2 separate regions of the Homo sapiens genome follow, and region 1 is linked to region 2. Evidence: chromatin loops called from intact Hi-C (ENCODE). Cell type or tissue: ascending aorta. All regions are shown on one strand. Links, peaks and the distances in the headings refer to the core of each region. The heading gives the core; the rest is flanking DNA.

Region 1 (6,673 bases), core at 2,267-4,766, 80 kb before region 2:
TGGAGGAAAAATCCTACCAGAAGAAGGGCTGACCATAGGAACTTGCCATTTCCTTGACCCCATCATATCTGAGGAAAAAACAACAGAAAAGGTAATTATATTATACCTGTATCCGTTTTCTTAAGCTGTAGGCTCACAATATCAAGGGCTCTGTGTGAAGACTTGGGTGGTTACAGAGGTGCCACCAAGTGGATGGGTCACATGAATTGGCAGTGGGGTTGAGATGACCCTGTTTTACGAAATCATGGACAGGATGAATTCTTGAGATGATCTGGGTCTTCCGTGTGATACGTGGATGCTTGGCCTTCTGGGCTAATGCAGCATTGCACCTGCCTCTGCCACCTAGTTTTGGCACCTCCAATGATGGAGAGCTCACTTCTTCTTGAGCAGCCCATTTATTTTTGTTCAGCTCTAATTGCAAGAAACAGCTTCTATTTTCCACACTGAAACCTCTCTCCCTGCGGTTTGTATCCACAGGTCCTAATTCTTCCTCTGGTTACAGGACAAGGACAATAATAATCTTTTCCTAGTAACAACTTTTCAACATACTTGAATAGTTAATATGGGCTGCTTCTCATTCTCTCTCCTGAAAACACAGGAAGATCTTTTCTTTCCTGTCGAAACTTCCCCAGTTCCGTGAATTATCCTTTGCGGGAGCGGGGTTCCTATCCCACACCATGGCGGATGCCCCCGCTTTGCGGGAGCGGGGTTCCTATCCCACACTGTTGCGGATGCCCCCCATTTGCGAGAGTGGGGTTCCTATCCCACACCATTGTGGATGCCCGCTGATGTGGTTGTTGCAAGCGTCCTCACAGCACGAAGCTAACATGTTTGGGACAGTGAGCCAGCCAGGTTCCCGGGAGGCCTCCTGCTTCCCTCGCCTGACTGCACTTACGCCTTCTCGGAGACTGACTTCTCCTTTGCTTCTTACCATGAGGCTGTCTTATCCACCAGCTCAGTGATTCCTGTCCTCCAAATTTACAACTGTGTTATCTGTACTCTACATGAAAACTTTAATTAACAAAGTCTTAGGTCACTTTTACATCCAAACTCTGATCAAATCTCGCTGCGCCCACTACCAATGCCACAGTTTCTCACTGGATTATTGGGGTTGCACCCGACTGCCTGCTTCAGCTCTTCCCCGTCCTCAGGACAGCACTGGGATGATGAGTGCCACGAGCCAGGTCACTTCACACCCCTGCCCTGCACCGCACAGTGGGGAGTGGAGGCTGTGGCCCTAGATGCCTGCACCCGCCTGCCACGCTTTTGGCCCCTTCCCCCTCCACTGGCCCCCAACCCCCAGCCCTGACGCCATGCCTGTAGTTGCGCCCCCAACACCCACGTCTCTTCCCTGGGTCCTCTTGTTTTCCTTGGCGCGTGACCGTGTCTCACACTCAATTATGTCTCTTACCACCCACTACAGAGAGTGGGACCGTTGTCTGGTTGGGTTCCTGTTGTTTCTCCCACACCCAGGACTGTGCCTAATGCACAGGAATAAAAAATATTAAATGAATAAGACAATCTGTGTGTCAGCAAAGATGACAAAAATACTGCTTATTTCTTGACTTGGTATTTAACTTTTCCCATATCTGCCCAACAAGACGGACTTCTGTGGCTGGAAAGCTTTCTCCCTGAACACTCAGCACTCCTGGCCCAGGTCCCACATGAAGGTCTAATAACCTAGTCCCACAAAAAGAGCAAAAGATGAGTGGAGGTTGTCAGTTTGACCGCAGCGAGAGGCAAATCAGGAAAGGGATGCATAAGCAGACCTCTGCCGAGCCCAGATGACTGGAATGTTCACAGTTGGTGGTTAGGAAAAGCTTCCTTGAGGAGAGGAGCGTTGGCTGAAATGCAGGGGAGGCGTAGGAGGGCATTCTGGGTGTGGAGGGCACTGTGTGGAAGAGGCAGAGAAGGGGTTACGTATTTAGGAGATAGAATTGCACACAGGCTGTGAAAGACGGGCATCAGCTCAGTCAAGACACAGGAGAAATCACAAGGTGGCCGCAGGGATGTAAAAGGTCACATCAAAGAGAGGTGGGACCCAAGAGTGTCTGTTGTTACAAATGCGTGTTTAGGAAGTGGACAGGGGTTTGCTGTGAGGCTTGCTTGGCAGCTCTGCAGGAGGAGGAGGAAGGAACGGCCTAGGCCTTTGGAATGTGCTTAGAGGCCCACAGCCAGGTCAGGGCGATCAATCCCAACAGGGCAGATGCAGAGGCTGCTGGTCAGTGCTGCTGGCTGGGCACAGAGGCGGGAAGAGCCAGGACCACAGAGCAGGGGAAGGAGATGAGGATTAACCCTGCATGGCCTGGGAGGAAAGTGGTCGACCACCCCCAGGGCAAGAACAATGCAGGAGAGGAGGCGCTCAGCACCCACAGTGCACCACCTTTGCCCACACAGCTCCTGAGCCAGGAGAAGACTCCTTAGTGGAGGAGAACACAATGTGAGTGACACAAAAGCTGTTAGAGACCGGGCAGATGCAGTGTCAGGAAGTCAAATGCAGAGTCTTCAAAGGAGGAAGCTGCCTGTGAAATGGTTTAGAACATGGCTCCTTTTTAAAATTGTCTTGTGTCCCCTATGAGATCTGGTATTCAGTCAAAGATAAGAGGCAGAGGATCTGTAATGCAGAAGGTTGTTCTTGAAGCTCTGTTTTGAAAGGATAGTGGCCAGAACGCGCTGCCTGTGTCCAGCGTCCCTGATTTGTCACAATGAGCAAGATCTCTGAGCATCGTCAATCTCTTTCTCTGCCCCAAGAAACTCAAGCTTGGTTAAAATAAGAAACATCTTCAAAAACATCTCTAGCTATCTCTTTTGTAATTCACTTTCTTTAGTATCATAATTAAGTTAAGATTTATATGTATGTGTTGGGAGCGCCTCTGGCTCTGGAAATTATGCCCATTGTTCATTACTATCAGCAAGCTGTGGTGTGTTTGCTTGCATGAAAAACATCACCATTGCTACTACTTAGAAAGGAGTCTAGTGCAAAATAAAGGGAAGTCTGCGTTTACAGTTTCTTAGGTAATGTGCTTCCATTACATTCGGTCTCATGTGGAAATTCAAATTGATCCATTAATGTGATTCTTGGGGCATATCCTCAATATGATATCGAAAAGATTTCTGATTAGCAGGTCACATAAGTTACATCTGACAAGTCTTGTCAGAACTCCGTCAGTACCAGTGACACACACTAGACCATACCACAGGCCACATTTTATCCCTGGAACACAGCTGTTACTCAGCAAAATGGTCAGATCTTAAAGTAAATATTAGCCTTATCCTCCACAAGTGATATTGTTAAGAGGTTTACTCTTGCAGTTTTATTGATGCTGCTTATTTTTTAAACAAACTTTTCTTTAACTCAAAGACAAACTTCAGCCAAGCCCGTCTATGTAGTACCCATTTCCAAATTAGTAGAGAATCAAAATTCACGAGGTTTATGTTCCACACAGTGAAGTTTAATGAGGAAGGGCCAAGTTCATCTGCAGCACGTCTGGATGAGCGCCCGGCCCCGCTGGGGCTCCAGGCACTGGCATTTCCTGTTGGCCCCAGCATCGGTCACAAGTGCAAGGTGGCAGCAGCCAGGGACTTCTTTAGAGAACATAGCCCCACGTAACTCCCTTTCACCATTGTTCTCCAAATTCTCCCATGCTTAAAACCACAGAGGGCTCATGGCAGAAGGCGAGGAATGGGCTCTTTCCTGCAGTTTCTGTGAGGCTGCTTCTGAAAGGCACTGGCTGGGTTTTAGCAAATCCTCATGATGGCAGGACCTGCCTAATCCCCAGGAGCATTTGGAGGATGCTGCCGTTGGGGGCCCCAGGCTCTGCTGGGAGGAGGGCAACGGCCTCACCCTTCCCCGGGTCAGGGACGAGGTCAGGGTCGGGGCTGGGGTCAGGGTCAGATTGGGATTGAGGTCGAGGTCGGGGTCGGGGTCAGGGTTGGGGTCACGGTTGAGGTCAGGTCGGGGTTGGGTCTGGGTCGGGTCGGGTTGGAGTCAGGGTTGAGGTTGAGGTTGGGTTGGGGTCAAGTTTGGGGTCAGGGTCAAGGTCAGGATTGGGTTGGGGTCAGGTTGGGGTCAGGGTTGAGGTTGAGGTCGGGTTGGGAGTCAAGGTTGGGGTCAGGGTCAAGGTTGGGATGGGGTCTGGGTTGGGTTGGGGTCAGGGTTGAGGTTGAGGTCGGGTTGGGGGTCAAGGTTGGGGTCAGGGTCAAGATGGGGATTGGGTCGGGTTGGGTCAGGGTCAGGGTTGAGGTTGGGTCGGGGGGTCAAGGTTGGGGTCAGGGTCAAGGTCGGGGTTGGGGTCGAGGTCGCATTGGGGTCAAAGGGGCTTGTGCACTTCTGTATCTTTGCATTTGCTTTTTATGTTCTGATTTGAAATGACTTAAAACGTATTATTTTGGCATTTTTCAAGCAACATTATGGTAAAATTTCTGGAGATGAGGTCTCCAGGCTCCCCTGGGCCATTAAATCATCTCGGCCTTGTCCCTCTTTTGGGTCTGCACAAGTCATGGGCATGGCAGGGCCCTTGGCTGGTGTCCAGGGCACTGGCCTCAGTGGGCAAACCTGGTGTGGGGGGAGGCGGACATGCAGTGGCCATAGGAGATGTTCTGTTCAGGCCCTGCCCAGGCACTGCAGACCTCGGACCTGTCCTGGGCCCTGGCACCACACACCCTCCTGCTCAGCACGGCCAGCTGCCTCCCCATGCCCTGCTCAGATGAATGCATGGGACTCCTTGGGAGACCGAGGTCAGAGTCACATCATATGTGGGAAGTATCTTGGGAAGGAGGAGCTGTGGAGGTGAGCAGCTGGGCCCTTCTGTGGCCCTGCAAGGCTGTAGAGGCCAGAGGGCATGGGCAGGTGCTGGCTTCGCCCGTGTGGGAGGCAGCCTTGGGGACGGGACTTCTCCCTGGCCTGTGTCCCCGGCGCCCCCTCCCATGCCAGCCATGACAGCCTCCATGCTTTCTCCCAGCCAAATCCTCCTAATGCTGGGCTCTGGAACGGCTGATCTGGTGGATTTTCAGGTGTTTATAATTTGTGAGTTATTGTGACCGTTTCTGGGGGTGAGGGCAGCTCCTTGCTAGTAAGCTGTCCTTTGTGGTCACGCCAACCTCAGGGAACCCTCCAAGGACGCTGTGTTCCTCAGGACACCCACAGTGAAGTGATGTCATGTGTGGACACAAAGGCGGCTGTGGGCCTGGAGAGCCCCTGTCGCACTTCTGCCGGGAGCTTTGCGCTTGGGGGTTTGTGTGAACGGAGGCTCGGGGTCAGAACTGATCATTTCTACACATCTATAAATCCATGAATGCCCCCACACTCTAGAACATAATTGACCGGGGCCAGGGTGGATCCAGAGATGAGACAGGTCTGGCCACCCAAACTGGGCCAGCTCCCTGTACGTGGGCTGTGGGAGGGTGAGCTGATTGAGTGTGGCCCAGAGTTGACAGCCTTGTCCCTCTCGTGTGCTCAGAGGGCTTCAGGCACCTGGAAAAAAGTGCACATGCCGTGCCATGCCTGCGGTGGGCCTGGCAGGCCCTTGGTGCACACGCTGTGCCACGACTGTGGTGGGCACGGCAGACTCTTGGCGGGGTCTGGGGTTTCCGCCAGATGCTGCTTCTTATTCTCAGGGGATGAGATAATTCTAGACAAGAGACTCTCCAGCTCTAAACAGAAATGTTTTCAACAGAGAGTCCTTTAAAAAAAAATCCTTTTGAAATATTGTTGATAAAAGCTGGCCATTCCTATTTTGAGACTTTACTGGCCAAAATGAAACAACAGGCAACCCTTTCAGACTTTTTATGTCTGTGAGACTCAGAAATCTGGCCACTAGTTGGCTGGCACTTCCTGGCAGGGGGCTGCTATGAAAGGGTCCCCAGCTCTGACCCAAGTATGAGCTGGGCCTGAGCAGGGCCTTCTTAAACGCTTTGTGCCTCGGTGACCAGCCATGCTCACGTGCGCATACACAGAATAGGTAGTATACACGGTCTGCAATGTCACTTTGCTTATTTTAGAGGAAGGAGATGACTGTTAGACCTTGTTTTCTATAGGAACAGGCAAAGGGGAGTTGACTGCGATGTTTAAATAGCACAGGTGGCCTGTGAGCCTCTGCACACCAGCCTTTCTGACTAGAAGCCCAGGGAGATGAGCTGACAGTGCTGTTCACAGGCGTTCCTGGGGAGAGTGCCAGGCCCAAGGGCAGTAGCTGGTGGGGGCAGAGCGGGGAACCTGGGCTCTGACGCAGGCACAGGCAGGGGTGTGGTCTTTAAAGAGCCCACAGGCTGCAGAAGGGGCCTCCTTGGTGATGAAACTTGACCTCCTGTGGAGGGAGGGCAGCCCTGGAATTTCTCTGACCTTTCTTTAGGCACCAAAGACTGTAAACAGTCTCTGCCCCGGGGCCTGACATGACCAGTCTCTGACCTCAGGGTTTATTTTATTAAAAATAATTCTTGAAAACTCTCCATTTCAACCGTTGCCCGAGCCACGTGTTGAGGATGACGGCATCGCGTTCTTTCTGCCCAGGGTGCGGAGGAGGGGCCGCCCCCGGGCGGTGGGAAGGGGGGCTGTCCCCAGACACCTCAAGGCCTGCGGAGTGTGGACGTTAAAGTTCACAGTCCCTCCAAGGATCAAGGGTTCATTTTGAGAGGGAGCAGGGACTCCCTTGTTAGAGGCCTGCAGTCCTCCAGC
Region 2 (6,673 bases), core at 1,993-4,492:
TTCTCCACTTGTAAAACAACAACAACAACAACAGCAAAAACCTGTCCCAATGTCACAAAAAGTGCACGGGACCCTAACAACTAATACCTCACTGGCTGTACACTGCATACAGGATGGCAGGAGGAGGCAGCATTTCTGTGAGAACAAGGCATTCCACATCTAGAAGATGCTGTGATTAGCAAGGATCACTGTGGGGAAGGGAGAAGTTACACGTGGAGAGAAAAGAAGAGCAAATCAGGACTTAAAAAATTACTGTGGATGAAAGGGGATGGCAAATCAAAAGCAAGGCAGGCACCAAAGGAGACACTTAGCACAGACATGCTGGGATCACGCACAGGGGCCACCTCTTGTGACCATCACAATCCCCGGTGACCTCAGCACAGACACGCTGGGACCACACACAGGGGCCACCTCTTGTGACCATCACAATCCCCGGTGACCTCAGCACAGACACGCTGGGACCACACACAGGGGCCACCTCTTATGACCATCACAATCCCCAGTGCCCTCAGCAGAGACACACTGGGATCACGCACAGGGGCCACCTCTTGTGACTATCACAATCCCCAGTGACCTCAGCACAGACATGCTGGGACCACGCACAGGGGCCACCTCCTGCGACCACTGCAATCCCCAGTGACCTCGGCACAGACACGCTGGGACCCACGCACAGGGGCCACCTCTTGTGACCATCACAATCCCCGGTGACCTCAGCAGAGACACACTGGGATCACGCACAGGGGCCACCTATTGTGACTATCACAATCCCCGGTGACCTCAGCACAGACACGCTGGGATCACGCACAGGGGCCACCTCCTGCGACCATTGCAATCCCCGGTGACCTCAGCACAGACACGCTGGGACCACGCACAGGGGCCACCTCTTGTGACCATCACAATCCCCGGTGACCTCAGCACAGACACGCTGGGACCACACACAGAGGCCACCTCTTATGACCATCACAATCCCCAGTGCCCTCAGCAGAGACACACTGGGATCACGCACAGGGGCCACCTCTTGTGACTATCACAATCCCCAGTGACCTCAGCACAGACATGCTGGGACCACGCACAGGGGCCACCTCCTGCGACCACTGCAATCCCCAGTGACCTCGGCACAGACACGCTGGGACCCACGCACAGGGGCCACCTCTTGTGACCATCACAATCCCCGGTGACCTCAGCAGAGACACACTGGGATCACGCACAGGGGCCACCTATTGTGACTATCACAATCCCCGGTGACCTCAGCACAGACACGCTGGGATCACGCACAGGGGCCACCTCCTGCGACCATTGCAATCCCCGGTGACCTCAGCACAGACACGCTGGGACCACGCACAGGGGCCACCTCTTGTGACCATCACAATCTCTGGTGACCTCAGCACAGACACGCTGTGATCACACACAGAGGCCACTTCCTGTGACCATTTTACCAAACCGGTAAAGCCTGGATTCCTTGGGAACCTACTTTGCCCCAGGAGCTCCGTAGAAGCATCGAATTGTGGTTTACGGAACTGGAGCAACACAAGTGAGGTTAATAGAGGGCTTTGCGCATGAAGCAGAAGATAAGCGCTGATGTCTCGACTGCTCGTGGGAATCCCCTGCTCATGGATGAGTCTGCGGCTGCCCCTTCTGAGCCGTGTCCCTGTATGGTAAAGTGTGGTCATGCAGCGCCTTATCCCATGGATGGCTGGGGGACTGAATGAGCTAGTCCATGCAGAGTTCAGCATGGTGCCAGGTGCTCTGTGAACGCTCAATAATTTATGCTATTTGGTGTGATATGATGATGAAAGGAATTTTTATAACGGAAGGGATGTGAAAGGTTGTGTAATCCCACAACTGCAGCCCTCCTTGCCTGCTTTGCACATGCCTGCCTCGCAGGGGGCCCAGGGAAAGCCCCGCCCTGCACGTCACTCCTCACACAGTCCGGTTCCCCCATCAGCAATAGCAGTGGGGGAACGAGGGGCCATGAGACCTGCCTGGCCTCCTCCTGTGGTTCCCGGGACGCGAGCACTGGTCGGTGCCACAGGAGGAGGCTGGAATACTCAGAGCTGCGGCTGGGAGCCTGCCTGGCCCTGAAGGCTGCTTCCTAGTCAGCTGGGCCTGGACCTGTCCTCCTTCCACGGGCCTGAGCAACCGCAGTTAGAAAAGCCACCTGGGCCAGGGGCAGGGGCTCATGCCTGTAATCCCAACACTTTGGGAGGCTGAGGCGGGCAGATCGCCTGAGGCCAGGAGTCTCTACTAAAAATACAAAAATTGGCCAGGCTGGTGGCGCACGTCTGTAGTCCCAGCTACTCTGGAGGCTGAGGCACGAGAATCGCTTGAACCTGGGAGGCGGAGGTTGCAGTGAGCCAAGATTATGCCGCTGAACTCCTGGGCAGCGGTTAGTCCCTCAGAAAACGGAGGTGAGAACCTCCCAGGGCTTTCCTGTGAAGACAGAGTCAGAGGCTGACGTGAGGGCTTCCCACCTGCACAGACTGCCCACCTCCGCCTGAGCTGTGGACTCTGCAGGCTGAGCCTGTTTTAAGCAAAAGGACACAGCAATGGACGGCTGGGGCCCAGAGCGAAATTGGCGAATCTGACACTCATGAAGCCGAGAGCACCAGGTGTGACAGGAGCGGGTCTTACCCTGTCCCCTCCAGATGGGCCCAGCCACCATGTTCTAATCTGAGGTCAGGAGGAGGGGACAGCGACCTGAGTACCCCATTTATCCTCTCCTCTGGGATTTTCTCCTCAAGATGACAGGGTGAGGAGGGGTTCTGGGTTCTGGTCTGGCACTGCCCTTTGAGATATTTATCTTCAAATATTCATTTCCTTTCCCATTTTAAACTGAAGAGTCTTGACTCATTCCAAATTGTACAGCCTCTGGCATCAAAATAACTTGAACCAGATCACCAAAATAACCTCCTTCCATGGGCAATTTCGGGATGCTTTTTGGCAGGAGGCTGTTTTCTTTTCTTTTCTTTTTTTTTTTTTTTTTTGAGACTGAGTCTCGCTGTGTTGCCCAGGCTGGAGTGCAGTGGTGCAATCTTGGCTCGCTGCAAGCTCCGCCTCCCGGGTTCGGCTGTTCTCAGAGATTTGTGTGTCTGCCAGAGGGAGGTGGTCGGTGTTTGCAACGTGGCTTTCTGCTTGGAAGGACTGTGGCTCCGTGTCTCAGAGTTCTGGGCCTTGGGTGTCTCATGGGCCTGGTGCTGGGCAGCAGCGTGGAGCTGCCAGCAAGAGCAGCCTCCCTTCTGCTCTCAAGACTCAGGCCTTGGGAACAAGGCTGTGACTGTTGTTACCCACACACGCATGTGAGTGTGCAGCCTCTCCGGGGAGAGTGGGTGACCTGGGGGAGTCAAGGCAGGTGGAACAAGCCATCCACTTCTGCACTGGTGCCGTCCACTCAGAGAACCCGTCTAGCAGCGGAGATGCTGCTCCCAAGCTGAGAGATGTGGTCCTGCGGGGGCTGGTGGGGGCAGAAGACATTTCCTCAAGACACTGGCAGTTACTGGAGGAAGGTGAGAGGTAAACGTCATTATATTTTTAAAAACACTGTAGACTTTGAGAACTTTGTGTGCTCATTTACTTTTCCTTAGGTTGAGACTGAAAACGTCAACACAGGAGGCTGGTCTCGTCCATCTTCTCAGAGGTCATCCTTCAGGGAAATGGGAAACTCAGACCAACCGTGTTTTAAGAAGCGTCCTTTAGTAGAAGTCAGGGCAGGCACCGCGGCTCCACGCTTACTTTCGAGGGTGCTGGCGGGTGTGGCTGGAGCTCACTCTCACTGCCGGAAGTGAGGAGCCTCTCCAACTCACTCAGGGGAGATTTTTAAAAATAGTCTTATTTCTCACAAAAATAACCACTTCCCTGGGCTGAAAACTCCCCTGGAGTCTGTCAGTGCAGAGCAGCGCTGGGCTCAGGATCCGAGATGGGAGCGAGGAGCTGTTCCACCCACAACAAGCAGGTGCCCACAGCGTCCCTGGGTCCAGACATGGAAGACCCCACAGCGTCCCTGGGTTCGGAGATGGGAGACCCCGCAGCGTCCCTGGGTCCGGACATGGGAGACCCCGCAGCGTCCCTGGGTCCGGAGATGGGAGACCCCGCAGCGTCCCTGGGTCCGGACAGGGGAGAGGCCCTGCAGCGTCCCTGGGTCCGGACATGGGAGAGGCCCCGCAGTGTCCCTGAGTCTCCTGGACAGCGGCCACCCCATGCCCAGTGCTGACGGGCGCCCCTCGTGACTCCCTCTTTCAGGGCTGGTGGTCATGTCTGCGTGATGGAAAGGGAGCAGGAAGCTGAAGGGTAGGATGGGGAACAGGCTCACATCTGTGATGGGAAAGTCTGCCTTGACCTCTCAAGGAAAGGCTCAATTTTTAGGGGAATGATTTCCAAATCATTTAAGAGGCCCCAAGAGGAGAGATGCAGAGGAGGGGATGGTCTCTCACTGCAGCCCTGGTCTCATTCTCCACAGGGGAGGCTCCTCCCCTCTGCTCCATCCCCATGGGAGCCAGGGCCTCGCCTCTGCCATCTGGGATGTGAAACCTGTGGCTTCACTTCCAGACTCAGCAGAGGAAGAGGCCACGGGGTCTCTGATGAGCACGTGGAATCTTGCCCCTTAAATCTTGCTGTCTGAGGAATGGGGACATCATTTAGACACAGGCCAGAGAGTGCCCAAGGCCCAAGGAAAGTTGAGCCCATGGCTGCTTCTGACATCAGCCACTAGCTAAGCTCAGCCCTCAGGAGCCCTTGGAGCCCCTGACCCGTCAGCCAGGGCTGGCACTCAGGAACCAGAGCTGCTGGGAGGCCCAGGTCGTGGCCACGTGCACAGGCACCGGAGACATCCTTGGGTGGCCTCCTGTTCCTCCTCTGAATAAGGGCTGGTTTCCCAGAGAAGAGTGTGCACTGCTGTTACCCCAAGTGAGCCTGCGGTGATAATTGCAGTGTGATTTTGCAGCTTCTTTGCAGGGTGGCATCCGGCTCTGGTGGTGACGTTTTAAAGACGAAGATCCTGCGTGTACACGGCTGTGAGGCAGACAGCCCGTAATCAGTGCGACTCCATGCCGTGCCACACACCTTATTTTAAGCCACGTGTTTCCTTTATGGTATGTCCAAGTTAGAGGGAGAACTTATTTTCTTTTAAAATCCAAACATGACATTTCTGAAGTATAGAAACAGAGACATTTGGAGCTTTTTATCCCATTGAGACCTAGTTCATGCACAGAGTTTAGGATTAAAAAAGGCAACTGACCTAGGAAGTGGGGGCCTTTGCTTTGCTAGCAAATATTTGTACTTTGCTTTAAAACATGTGCCTGGCAGATCTCCTGAACCTAGTCCCAAGGAGACATCAGATAGACCCCAGCAAAGCCACTTCGTGAAATGAGAGGGCTGAGGTCTCTGAGGGCATCACGGCCACAAAGATGGAGAGGGGCTAGGGAGAGTTCCAGATTAAAGCCGGGGAGCCACCACAACCACACACAGCGCACTATCCTGGCCTGGAGTCTATGAAATCGGAGCCGAGACAGCAAATCATATGACAGCATTAGTGAAAATGGGACATTTCCTAAATTTGATGACACTACTGAAGAGATTTAAGAGACCAGCCCTGCTTTTAGGGGATTCCTAACATTTAAGGGGTGAAAAGGCGTGTGTGCAAGTGACTGTGTGCTGCACACACCCAGTGTGAGGGCCGGGCAAATGCTCACAGCCGGTGACAGGGCTCACAGTCGGGGAACCTGGCCCTGTTCTTGCAACTAACTTCAAAACAGCTGCTAAGAAAGATACAGCAGAGAGAATGTGACAACTGAGTTTCCTCTTTGTACTGACAAAGTCTGGGGTTCAAAGGCAAAGCACGTATAAATTTAAGTGGTTTTTTTAGTACTTAAAATTTGATTTTTGTAAATATAAAACCAATATATTCTTATTTTTGAAAAAGCAGAAAATAGAGCAAAAGGACTATTAAGAGGGAGAACAGGAGTGTCACCGGAAGCCCCAGACTCAAGGCCCTGCTGTTCTGCCCCCTTGGCCGTTATCCAGCCCACGGTGGTCTCCACGAGCCCCTGCTCCTGTCCAGGCTCCAAATCACATCGACATGACAGTTGGTGCCGACCTGACAGGCAGTAGGTGAATCCCTTCAAAACTCTTCCTTCTCTCTTTTTTTTTTAAGTCTTTAACAGACCTCCCTAGAACCCTGAAATTTGGGTTTCCACACTTTCTTCAATACAGTTGTTTCTGAGGACCATAAATGCTGAGTCCTGAAGCATGTGCTGTGTGTCCTGGAGGGGCCAGTGTGGTGTGTGGTGTATGATCTGGAGGCTCCCCGGGGGCTCCTGGCAACAAGCTGCAGGACGCACACCTTCTCAGAACCAGCGCCCCTGCCCCACCCACCTGTGGAGCCCAAGAGCCAGCTGCTGGGTGCCCAAGCTGAACATCTGCCGCCCACATACAGACCTCCCCTTAAGGGGAGCAGCAGGGAGGCTGGACCCTTCCCCAGAGCACAATGCCGGAGGTCCCACCCAAGGCTGCCCAAGCCCAAAGACAGGCCTCCTATCCATCGAGGCCCGGAGAGTTTCAACCCCTGCCTGGGGCCACACACTCCTTCATGCAGAGCCTGGTGTGCAGACCCTGCTGCCTTGGATGGTCCATCCTGGGTCAGGCACGTACCTCCCCTCCTCCGGCATCGGCCAGCTCCATG

The links. A loop is a pair of places that touch in the nucleus more often than their neighbours do. Peaks named below come from ENCODE experiments on the same cell type or tissue, not always from the same donor. Only the 100,000 strongest peaks of a DNase experiment are listed, where the experiment ranks them.
Region 1: a loop joins it to region 2, with 4 times the contacts of the local background. A loop is called at or near these places in 6 of 110 quality-filtered maps.

Annotation. Positions count from the first base shown.
Region 1 is chr7:159,009,348-159,016,020 of GRCh38, forward strand. It overlaps LINC00689 (long intergenic non-protein coding RNA 689), which reads left to right. Exons shown (of 5, transcript NR_024394.1): 1 at 1-91. Among named protein-coding and RNA genes, the nearest start is that of LINC00689, 4.3 kb to the left of the region's middle. RefSeq lists enhancers at 4,365-4,994, 5,963-6,492, 6,253-6,673. In ascending aorta, for the core only: no CTCF peak of the experiment used is centred there; a DNase peak (open chromatin) is centred at 3,544; H3K27ac peaks cover 2,500 bases.
Region 2 is chr7:159,089,685-159,096,357 of GRCh38, forward strand. The region is part of intron 4 of VIPR2 (vasoactive intestinal peptide receptor 2); the gene reads right to left. Among named protein-coding and RNA genes, the nearest start is that of VIPR2, 52 kb to the right of the region's middle. RefSeq lists an enhancer at 5,945-6,673. In ascending aorta, for the core only: no CTCF peak of the experiment used is centred there; DNase peaks (open chromatin) are centred at 2,627, 3,107, 3,947 and 4,017; H3K4me3 peaks cover 1,487 bases; H3K27ac peaks cover 2,500 bases.